2 separate regions of the Homo sapiens genome follow, and region 2 is linked to region 1. Evidence: chromatin contacts called from ENCODE Hi-C data. All regions are on one chromosome and are shown on one strand. The core of a region is the stretch at or near the end of the contact, and the rest is flanking DNA. Distances in the headings are between cores, read along the strand shown.

Region 1 (6,272 bases), core at 1,542-4,041:
ACATCAGATATGGTTGAGAGACTGCAAAAAAATAAAACAGACTAAAGAAGTAAATAGTGATGTGGGAAGGCTGCTATTTTATATGTGATGGCCAAGGAAAGTCTCCCTGATAAGGTGTCATCTTAGCAGAGACCTGAAAGAAGTGAGGGGGCAAATCAGAGGGACATGTGGAGGAGATATTCCAAGTTGAAGAAACAATAAGTGCTACAGCTCTTTAATCATATTCAAGGACAGCAAGGAGGCCAGTATGGCTGCAGCAGAAGCACTGAGGGGGAGGATGGTAGGAGATAAAGTCAGAGTGGTGGGCAGAGAGAGTGAGGATGCAGAGTGTGCAAAGCCTTCCAGACCATGGCTTTGCCTCCAAATGAGATGAGATTCCACTGAAGGGCTCTGAATGGAGAAGTATCTGTAATATATTCTGAGTTACATTTTACAAGAATCACTCCGGCTGCCACATGGAGGTCAGACTGTAGGAGTACAAGGGTAGTGGCAGAGACCATTTAGGACAGTACTGCAACACTCCAGGCTACAGTAGTGGTTTGGATCAGAGACACAGAAGGTGGAAATTATGATTCTGGGTATTTTTCAAACAGAAGGCTGATAGATTTTGTTGAATTGTGTGTGGGTTGTTAAAGAGAAGAATCAAGGATGACCCCAAAGTTTTTGGCTGAACTACTAAAAAAACTGAATTACCATTTGGTTAGAGGTAGAAGATTAGTGAAGAAGCAAGTTTGTGTATGCATTGGGAAGGGGGTGGTTGGTAGTGGGAGTATCAGGAGGCCAATTTTAGAGCTGTTAAATGTGAATGTCTATTACACATCCAGATGGAAATGTTGAACAGGTATATGGATATATACATCAGAATGTCAGTGTTGAGATCAGAATCTCTTACGCTATCAGAACCAAATGTTTTAATAATGCCACAAATGTTTCAATAAATGCCTATGAACCAGGTGATTCTTGAGACTCTTCTTTGTATAGGATTTATATTTTCAGACAGATTTTAGCTGGTATTTTTTTAAGGAGGGCAATAATCATATTACCATAATAAGTGATATCATCATAATTGAATAATGAGCTTAGGCATATGCTTTGAAAAAAAACCTACATACATTAAATAAAATTGAATTCAAATGAATATCTTTTGGAAACAACTACTGAATTCACAAATGTACATAAAAAGTTCTTAAGCTTAATCTAAGTAATAATATAAAAAGAAAAATACTATTATGAATAAAACTCTGGATACCAGAGTGGACAATTGAGTCTAACATATTCCCAGAGAAGTATTTGAAGTAGACTAACACAAAGAAATCTTGCCTTGAGAATCTTTACAATCTTTTACTTAAACCTTTAATAAAGATTCAAATAAAATGTTAAGAAACTTTCTAAATGGTTCTGAAAGTAATGGTCCAGCCAGGGAAATAAGGTCTCTCGCCTCTGTCTTGGGGCTTTCAGAATAGACTGGATGACCTTAGAATTAAAGGCAGATTCATGTTTTTCTGAACAGTACCTCCTTGTATTGACAAGTGTTTCCCCAATAGTTTGTTTTACAGTAAATGCTTCAACTAAAGAATCCAATTATTAACCCATTCACACTGTTTCAGTTTGCAGATAACCATTTGCCCAGCACAAAAATCTTTATATTGTTCTCAGAAATTGATTCTTGACTCTACACAGCAAATCCTTCGTCTTTATTGTTTTGACCCATTACAAATGCTTTCCACTATGATGGACTTATATTCTCCTTTTCTCCTCTAGCACTTACTTTCTTTTTTCCCCAGGAGTCCAAGTCTTGGCAACCTTTGAAAAAATCCCATTTGAGAGACCTTTCAGGAGGCCAAATGCTAATTTTACCAGCAACAGCTTCACATCACAGTACTGGAATGCGGTCAGCCACCGGGCCCCTGCCATTATCTATGACTGCTATCTGCGGCTCACTGGAAGGAAGCCCAGGTGAGAAGCTGAGTCAATGGCTTTGAGAGTGTCACTGCATGGGAGATTAAGGCCCCAAAATCTTTAGTGCTTCCTTCAGCCGAGGATTAAAGGAGACAACTGAATCTTACCCATATATACAGATTGAACACACCTAATCTGAAAATCCAAAATCTGAAATTCTCCAAAATCCAAAACGTTTTGAGTGCTGACATGATGCCACAAGTGGAAAATTCCACATACCTTACCTCATGTGATGGGTCACAGTCAAAAGACATTCAAAACTGTTTCATACATAAAATTATTTAAAATATTATGTAAGATTACCTTCAGGCTCTGTGTATATGGCTAAGTGTGTATGAAACAGAAATGAATTTTGTGTTTAGACATGGGTCCCATCCCCAAGATAGCTCATTACATATATGCAAATATTCCAAAATCTGAAAACAATCAAAACCCAAAACACTTCTGGCCCAAGTATTTCACATAAAGGATACTCGACCTGTATAAGTTTTGAACAAAGCAGTCATAGTGAGAAGCCACAAAAGACATTAAAAATGTTCCAGCACAATAAAGGAAGGTAAATGTTAAAGAGGTTGATGAATTCAGCAAGTAATCATTCATGCGAAAAGAAAAGCAATTGAGACTCTGTCACTAGGGTTTTCTGAATAGGTAGATAATCTTAAATATACAATAATGATGACAACCTCACTTACTGAGAGTTTACTGTGGCACTCGTGGGGCTAAGGCTGATGCATGATGATCCCATTTTCATTGTCACAGCTACCCAAGGAAGATGTCCTCATCATCCCAATTTTACAAATGGGGAAATAGAAGCTAAGGAAAGAATCTGAATTAGTCTCAAAGGAAGTGACAGGAAGGATGTGGAGAAAGCCGAGTCTCAAAGTCAGTATTCGGAACCAGATTTACTGCCACCTAGAGATGAGTGAAGAAATTAGAGGGAACACAGTGTGCTGATGCTAAGGCAGCTGTCACCACCTAGCTGTGTGACACAGGACATACGCCTTTATCTGTCTCGCTTGAATAATATTATGTGTCAGAGGAGTCATTGTTATAATTGCCTAAGGCAATTCTCGTGATCAAGAATCAGAAGTATGAACAGTATTGCCTTCTGTGCTAGCCCCTTTATAAGGGAGGAAGTCTTCTTCAGCGTGTTTGTCATCTTTATTAGCAGTGCAAATGACTAAAACTTAGCCAATGTAGAGTTTATCTAAATTTTTAAAGACCTCATTTGGAGCTCATAACTCAGTTCTTGAGCAAGGTGAAAAGGAAACATTGTGATTATGGGGAAAATATTTGTATGGGGCTTATTAAATAAAGACAGGAAAAGAAGAAAACCCAAATATTGTAGGCAGAAATGCTAAAGGTTTTAAAATATATCAGGATTGGAAGAGGGCCTGCATAAAGAACAAAGTTCAGTTAGGAAAAAAGAGAAACACAGAAGGAAGAGACACAATAAAAATCTATATGTATCTTGTGAGAAGTCAAACAGTAATATTTGTGGGAAATGGGTTGGTTTGTTGTGTGGTATGTATTTTAGCAATAATCTTTATGGCAGAAAAAGCTGAAATCCTTCTAGACCCTTTCCTGCTCCAGGTGTGCTTGTGTATACTCTCCTATGCTTTTACATCCATATATGGACGTACATAGTTTGCTTTGCAGTAGGGGGGTATGTGTGTATATAAATCAATTGTACATATTTTACAACTTTTTCCACTAATTTTCCATGAAAATCTAAGTCATTCTGCCCGGTGTTGTCTTTTTTTTCTACTGCAAATAGGGCAATGAATATCAGTGTGCATGCCTCTTTGTAGAATGTGCCTGTGTCAGGAGAGGATGCTGAGGAGGGAGACTGCTGGATTGAAGAGTATGTGGAGTTTGTGACTAGTGCCAGGTGACCCTCCCTAAGGAAGAGACTGTCAATTGGCACTACCACAACAGTGTATGAAGGGTACAAAAGTCTTTTTTTTTTCTTTTTCTTTTTTCTTTTTTTTTTGAGATGGAGTCTTGCTTTGTCACCTAGGCTAGAGTGCAGTGGCGAGATCTCAGCGCACTGCAACCTCTGCCTCCTGGGTTCAAGCGATTCTCCTGCCTCAGCCTCTCGAGTAGCTGGGATTACAGGCGCCCGCCACTGTGCCTGGCTAATTTTTGTATTTTTAGCAGAGATGGGGTTTCACGATCTTGACCAGGCTGGTCTCGAACTCCTGACCTCAAGCAAGTCACCCGCCTCGGCCTCCCAAAGTGCTGGGATTACAGGCATGAGCCACCGCGCCCGGCCAAGGGGTACAAAACAGTATGTCTTACCCTCTTAATGGGGGTAAGAATACTTTGTAAAAATCAACTTCTGAATTGTCAAACTCATAAGGAATGACATCTTTTTGTTTTTTTGATTTGCATTCATGATTGCTGGAGGGGCTGGACTTTCATTCATTTATTGGACATTTAAGTTTTCCCCTCTGTGTGCTGCCTGCTTCTGCTCCCTATTTTCCTATTGGGTTGTCCTTATTAATGTATGGGAACATGTGTGTGTGAATACATATTTCATATATTTTCTCCAGGTCTGTTTCTTTTTAGCTTTGACTATAAAGCTTTTTGTAATATGAGTGAAGATACATATAATGCAGGGCTTAGGAACATGGAGTTTGGAGTCAGGCTTATAGGATTTAAATCCTGGCTTCACCAATTTAGCCATTAGAGCCCTAAATTACTTCATCTCTCTAAATCCTAACTTCCTATTCTGTAAAATGGGCACAGTAATCGTAACCTATTTTATATAGTTTAATATGAGTGCTTAGAATATAATAATCCCTATTAATACTAAAGATGTTTAAAATTTTTATGTGGTAAAATGAATCAATCATTGTTTTCCTTCAGCTTTTGCATTTTGGGTATTAAGAAGACCTTCTTGGCTGGGTGTGGTGGCTCACACCTGTAACCCCAGCAATTTTGGAGGCTGAGGAAGGAGTATCACTTAAGCCCAGGACTTCAAGACCAGACTAGGCAACATAGTGAGACCCCATCACTACAAAAATAAAATTTAAAAACGTTGTCCAGGCATGGTGGCATGTGCCTGTAGTCCCAGCTACTCAGGAGTCTGAGGCAGAAGATTGCTTGAACCCAGGAGGTCAAGGCTGCAGTGAGTCATGATTGAGCCACTGCACTACAGCCTGGGCAATAAAGCGAGACCCTGTCTCAGACAAACAATAAAGACCTTCTCTATCTGGGAGTAATACAAGTATATTTTCTAAAACATATCATTAGGTTGATATAGTTCTGTACATCCAATGATATCATGTCCAACCGTTATTTTTAACAATTAAAATAAATGTATTGAAATCATATCAATTGCATCAGAGTTGGAGAATGACTAAAGATTTAGATAATAGTAAAGTGGAACCCTATTATGGTGCTTATATCAGGCACAATGATGTCTACCTCATGCCTAAGAAATTTCCTATGATACAGTAAGAGAAATACCTCATGAGTCATTAAGTACATGGGCATTAACTTTGACCAGAAGTAAGACCAAATCCCCACAATAGCATCATAATTACTGAGCCAACTATAGTAATCACTACTGCCAAGACTGGTTAACTACAAATCAAGTGCTTTACAGGCCAAAAGTGACTTGTAGCTAAAAGACCTAGGTTGGGGATTAGCTATGGGACCTTGAGCATAATCTCTCTGTAAAATGGAGATACATAATATACATCCTGACTATCTTACAGCCATATTGTTAGGATCAAGTAAGATTGTATATGAAAGTTTTTTGTAAATTGTTATAAAGTTGGGAGGTGCACAAAGAAGATCTGGTCCAAGTCCTGACCACAAGATTGGACAGTGTGGTTCATCTTGTGTAATGGGACACAGGGTAGTGAGATTACACAGCGCAGGTTTTTTGAGGTCAGTTAAAACTGGGTTGGAATTTGACTTTGACACTTTTTATCTTAAGCTTATGTTACTCATTTGTAAAACTGCAGACTTACCTAACAAAGATGATATCAAAATTAGCAGAGAGAATACTTTGTGAAAGTATCAGGACTGTGCCTAACACAGAATAGGTTATCAACAAGAAGTTTTTTTTTTTTTTAATCTCCACTATGATTGACAACTGCTTTTGATTCAACAAACACTAATACAGTCAACACTTCTGCCCAAAAGTTACATACTAAGACCTCAGATCCTATCAACTTCTTAAAATACAAGAAAGTACAATAAAAATGAGAAATAAGGCCAGGTGCAGTGGCTCATGCCTGCAATCCCAACACTTTGGGAGGCCAAGGCAGCTGGCTCCCTTGAGCCCAGGAGTTCAAGAC
Region 2 (6,272 bases), core at 1,896-4,395, 110 kb after region 1:
TTAGCTCAACAATGCCTGGATAATGGTAAATATTTAATAAGTTATTAGATAATATTAAGCAGAACAAGTTTTGTACATGGCCTGAGAACCTCTCCATGAGAATTCCATGTATATTTAAAAAGAATTATGATCCTTCTGTCTTCTCTCTTCTCCAAGGTAAACATGCCCAGGATGTCCACACCCTTCTACATCCTGCTCATTATGCTCTTTGGATGCACTCCAGTTTGCCAACGTTCCTTAAATTTGTGTTTGACCAAGGGGGATATTCAAAATATTTAGTAACCAGATTGCACACCAACAAGTAAAGAACTTGTGAGACTCAGCTAGTACTATGGTACTATGATTCCCTTTATCTTTTAATTCTTTACTATCGCTGCTCTGAATTTGTAATCATTTGACACCTCTGGAATTAGTTCAAACATCCCACTTTCTAAATCACCACCTCCTAAGTATATTAATATTTCTTTGCTACAATTATTTAATCTCACCATGACCTTCTAAGCCATTGATCCCATAAACTTCCTAAATCCATCAACCCTTTAAAAAGTGAGAAATTTTGCTTTAAAAGGAAGCAGAGAAATGGGATAATTGCTGACTTACATTAGTTTTAGTTTGTTTTAAATGATAGATAATATTAGAACATGTTTGAAACTGATGAGAATGATAGAGAAGATAGACGATGTAGGAGAAAGGATAACTAAATTAGTGAGAAACTGAAAAGTCCCAAATTGATATCTATAGCTCCAAATCCTCCACTAGCTCAAGAGTTCTATCTCTAGCTAACTAGTGGCAACTCAATCTGGATATATCAGAGCAATGTTTTTAGCATGGCCCAAACAGATATCTCTCTATAAATCTTTTTCTCCCTGTCATATTTTCCATCTCCATAAATGCTTTCTCCAGTGTCTCACATCATAAACCTAAGAGTCATTCTTGATTTGCATACTGAATTCCATATTCAATCCATCAGGAAATCCTCTCCATTCTATCTCCAGATCTGTCTACTTCACTCGCATTCCATTATTGTTATCCTCCTCTAAAGCAACATCATCTATTGTCTAAAACAGTGCAATAGAACTTTCTGCAATGATGGAGCTTTCTATATCTTTGCTGTCCAATATGGTAGTCACTCGCTACATGTAGCTACTGAGCACTTGAAATGTTGGTATTGTCACATTTTACTTCATTTTAACTAATTTACATTTAAATAGCAACATGGATTGGACAGTGCAGGTGTAGACAAGAGCCTCATAACTATAGACACAATTCACTTTGTCACTCCAGATCAGCCTTCAAATTACTCCCCTGTCAAAACTTATGATGACCTCCTATTGAACTGGAATAAAATCCAAAGTCACTATCATAGCCTGAGCTGCACAATTGGAGAAAGCCTCTCTGCTCCACCACCCCACTTCATTCTAGTCTGTCCTTGCTCAATCTCTCTCTAGTCACTCTGACCTCTGACAGTTCCCTAAGTTACCAAGCTCTTCCCTCATTCAGGGCCATTTTTTCCACTTTTTCTTTTAAAAATCAAATATTTTCTGTCAAGCAGTGCTTTAGACATTGAGGATACAGCAAGAACAAAAGAGACAAAGTTCTGTTGCCAGGAAATTTTAATTCTGGTAGAAGAGACAAATTATAAATGAATGAAAGATAATACTCCATCAGGCCATGATCAATCCCTAGAAGAAAAGGTTAAGGAAGGCTATTTAGATTGTATGATAGAGGAGGTCTCAGGTAAGGTAGCATTTGAATGATTGAGGACGTGAAACTTGAGACAGAATGTGCTTGGTTAGAGGCCTCTTCCTCCATGTGAGGACCCAGTGAGAATGGGCTGTGCCTAAGAACCAGAAAGTGAGCCCTTAGCAGGCACCAAATCTGCTGGCACCTGGATCCTGGACTTCTCAGCCTCCATACTGTGAGAAATAAATATTTGTTGTTTGGAAACCACTCAGTCTATGGTATTTGTTATAGCAGCTTGAATGGGGTGATAGCCTAGCTAACGGGGAAGCCAGGAGAGTAGCAACAGGGGTCTATATTCATTAGGTCCAAAATCTTTACAGAAATTGCATGGTTCATTGAAGTAAAATTGTGCGAGCTCACAAATAAATGCAAATCCCTTCACTGTTATATAGAATTACACAGGCTCATTACAGAAATTCAGGTTGTCTCATTTGTAATCATTTGACACCTCTGAAATTTTGATTAATCTGAGCTTTTAAAGAGGAATGATGTTACCAGTTTGGAGAATATTAAAGAGTGAGAAAGAGAAAAGCAGTCCCTGACATACAGAGAACCTGGTCTGATGCTCGCAGCTGGACCATGTTATTTTCCTGTTGGACATACACTGTCTCACAGGACATCAACAGCAGACAGGGCGGTGCTAGTCTATGATAAGGTAAGACAAAAAACGGCTGTGTGCAACCACCAAAATACCACTCTCCTCCCTCTCTTGGCTAAAATGAGGAACTGCTACTGCTTTACCAGTTACAGTTTTATCCTTACTCTAGCCAGGCCTCCTTTTGACTGAGATAGCCATCGTAAAATTGCTCTACTTCCTGACAGAAACCAATTCAGAACAAAGTCCATTTCCTTAGACCCTCTCCAAAATTACCCAAAGCTCTACCTCTATTATAGGTTTTTCTAACACCTTCTTACTGAGATACCCCATGGTTTTCCATGGTGTGTATACTCCCTCTCTGCAATGAGTGCAAAATGCAATTTGTTCAACTACAGGTACATTTCTAGGGTCTTTGGTGAAAGGGTATTGACAGGAATTAGGGTTGAAGAGTATGGTGCTATGGAGACCCATGGTTCATCTTAAGGAAAACCAATAGCTTGAACTTATAAATCTTCCCCTCCTCCATACCCCAATTGCTTTATAATCTAATAAGAGCCATACTTACTGATAGGAAAGTTAGGCAACTTTGGAACTTCAAAGCAAAATTCTGAACTTAATGGTGTTATAAATCTGGAACTATCATAGGAGGGGTCAAGGTCCCTGGAAAAAGAAAGCATCAAAATCCTCCTCTTGACCTGTGCAATAAATGGATTTTAATGGTGTCCTAAGTGGCAGAACTAAGAGGAAACTAGAGAAGTTGATGCAATACTCAATTACAAAATGTTTCAAAAAGTTTCCCTCTATGAGTCAGTCTCATGATGGAATACTGCCAAATGCTCAAGCATGACAGACACTATGTGACCAATACATTTCTAAAGATTATTCAAGCTTGGTAAGTGAGTGTAGCTCACTGGTAGACAGGTGCCTCTCATGTACAAGGCCCTGAGTTTGACTCCCAGCACCTCCAACCATTAATTTCTTAGTCCTCAGCACCACTCATCGGTAAAGATTATTCTGGCTAATGGAACTTTTCTCCACTTTAATTTATCTGAGGTCTAAAAAGGGCCATCTATATTATGAGTATAAAACCTGATACTGGTAACACTGAGTAAATACATTTTCAAAAAAGTTACCATCTAAAAATGCCATTTAGGAAATAAAATCCTTTAAAACATATGGCATCTGGACAAAACCAAGAGTGCCAACTAATGGTTAAATGAGATAGGAATTTTTGTACTAAAAAGTCAAGACAAGCCAGGATTGGGAAGGAATAAAGATCCAGTGAGTGTGATCTCATACTCATCCAACTGTGCTCAATAATGCTATAGGATTCTAATGAAGGATCTGATGAGAAATCACTGACAACAAATGCTATTGTTCCCAAGGCCAATGTAGGTCATGTTTTACATGTATATTCATTATATAAATACTTGGTGCCAGTTAGTGTAGGCCATTTAAGAAAGATAAATTTACAAAGTAGAATTGATTGCTGATATGGTCTATCATAAATATTATATAATCCCAATCACAGTTCAAAGATTCTTCTGTTATAAAGTCTTTAATCATGGCCTTCATTTTATTTACTGTTGTGGAATAAAAAGTCCAAGTGTAATTCAGCATGTTGAGTTAACTGTTAGGATAATCAAGAGATGTGATCTCAACAGAAGTCACTGGAATCAAATCCAATACTGGACATCCTTGAGACAAAGAGAAAAAATATACAATAATCAAAAAGAGAAGTTACTTGAATCTAATTGGAATGTCTACAAGTAGGTCATTAAAACCTAAACTGTAGCATACTTTATTAATTCCTATCATTGCTTCTTGGTATCCACAGATCCTTACTTATGTTTAAATGACTTCTGTTTGGAAAAACGGACCCCCACTTCAAAAGCAAACAGCCTGAATTATTTGACCTTAAATCACAAACTGTAAATCCATTAAGTCACACCACGTCTACATTTCAATTTATTTTTGTCACTCCTATTTCATACATGATCTTATTTAGGTTTCACAATCATAAGATACAGGTATTATTATCTTCAGTCTAGAGGTGTGTGAATTGACACTTGATATTCAAGAGATGTGACCTAAGATCTTTAGGACTTCTCTAAATTTGCAAATGCCATAGTAATATTTCACTTCCCCCATAACTGCATAAAACATAACTTCAATATCATTTATGAAATAGCATTAGCACTATTTTTGTGCTGGTTGGCCCCCTGCCAGGAGGTGGCATTTTCCAGAGAGCACCAGCTGTGGTCGAATGGGGAGGAACAGGTGATAGGCGGGCCCCTAGAACTCCCAAGAGTATATGCCCTCTGCAGTGACCAAGGTGGGTAGGGAAGGACCATTAGGTGGGGGCAGGGCTAAGTGTGTCTGAGCTCAGACTCTCCTTGGCCAGGTCTTGCTACAGCTGCTGTGGGAGATTGGGGTGAGGTTCCCAGGTCAATGGAGTTACATTCCTAGGAGGATTATGACTGTCTCTGCTGTGTCATGCAGGTTTTCAGGGAAACTGGGGGAGAGCTGACAGTCACAGACCTCACCCAGCTCCACACAATCCAAAGGGCTTGTCTCACTTCCACCATGCCCTCTCCAAAAGCACTGAGTCTGTTTCCAGGCAGTGGGTGAGCAGAGCTGGAGAATTTGTCCCAGGCTACCCACCTCCCAGCTGCGAAATCAAGTATGGCTTTCCTTCTATTCCTGCCTGTGGAGTCTGCACACCAGATTAACACCCTCCCTTGAGTTCTGGCCAGGAGGCTTCTTGATCAGTTCAAATTGTTACAAAGTTCAGTTGGAGAGTTCCTTCTCCATGTGGCCTTTTCCCAGTACCTCTAGCTGCCCTCCCAGAGTACCCCTGTGAGTCCAGGCAGAAACGGTTTGCTAAGGCACCAAGCAATCTCCCAAGGCTATGATTGTATTTAATTTTTCCTCTCATGGAATATAGAATAAGAACATTCAGGGTCAATACACCCAATTAAACTTTTATAACATATTTCTTTATTCTGATTATAAAAGCAATGCATATATGCTCATTATAGAAAGTTTCAAAAATAGAGTCCAAAGGAGGAGATAAAAAGTTGTGTTGGGTATGGTGGTTCACGCCTGTAATTCCAGCACTTTGGGAGTCCATGGCAGGAAGATTGCTTGAGCCCAGGAGGTTGAGACCAACCTGGGTAACAGCAAGACCTCGTCTCTACCAAAAAAAACAAAAGTGCTAGCCAGGTATGGTGGTGTGTACTTGTGATCCCAGCTACTTGGGAGGCTGAGGTGGGAGGTTCACTTGAGCCTGGGAGGTTGAAGCTGCGGTGAACCATGATCACACCACTGCACTGCAGCCTGAACAGAGCAAGACCCTGTCTCAAAAAAAAAATCCTCCTATAGTCCCTCCTTTAAGCAACCAATATTCATGTTTTAATGTAAATCTTGCAAAGTCTTTCTATGCTGTATATGTTTAAAAAATTGTATTCCATTTTATACCATTACAACATTTTCCCCCTATTTAATTTATTGTGACCATTTTTCCATGCTACTAACTACCTCATATAAATTATAATGGCTCTATATTTCTTATTCACATAGACATATCATAATTTCTCATAGCGTGTTTTATCTGCAATCTTAAGAACACAAAATGAGTCAGATCTTGAATAAACCTCACACATGGGGTATATAAATCTATTATAATTCTTCTGTCACGAAAAACATGTCTACATTAAAGGTTTTCTATGTTTATCTGAAAAACAGAATGAATATATGTAATAAGAGTCTCTTACCTGAGTTAACCCCTACTCATACATTAGCTCTCAGGCAGGAGGATTCGCCTAAGCAAAATAGACACGTTTGTTAACCCATTCATCAGCTAAGGAGCTACCTCCTTATTTTCCACTCCTACTCTGCCTTAGCTGAAATGTCATTACCTTTATTCAAA

What was found. Hi-C counts contacts between places; a loop is a spot of excess contacts on that map. Pooled maps may share reads with other maps.
Region 2: a pooled map shows a loop between it and region 1 (6-fold over the local background). The contact joins the enhancer-like site here to the promoter of FAR2-AS1 in region 1. A Hi-C loop is called at or near these places in 7 of 168 maps with a recorded cell type or tissue (CD4-positive, alpha-beta T cell, CD4-positive, alpha-beta memory T cell, CD8-positive, alpha-beta T cell and 3 more), 12 of 37 single-sample maps with no recorded cell type and 14 of 50 pooled maps.

Annotation. Positions count from the first base shown.
Region 1 is chr12:29,315,057-29,321,328 of GRCh38, forward strand. It overlaps FAR2-AS1 (FAR2 antisense RNA 1), which reads right to left and starts at 2,792. Exons shown (of 7, transcript NR_103860.1): 1 at 2,652-2,792. It overlaps FAR2 (fatty acyl-CoA reductase 2), which reads left to right. Exons shown (of 12, transcript NM_001271783.2): 9 at 1,785-1,956.
Region 2 is chr12:29,425,731-29,432,002 of GRCh38, forward strand. The region is part of intron 1 of OVCH1-AS1 (OVCH1 antisense RNA 1); the gene reads left to right. It also overlaps a transcript of OVCH1 not described here. Among named protein-coding and RNA genes, the nearest start is that of OVCH1-AS1, 40 kb to the left of the region's middle. Within about 2 kb of position 3,146, at least 3 of the 41 ENCODE cell types and tissues checked have a DNase peak (open chromatin) inside an H3K27ac peak, as active enhancers do.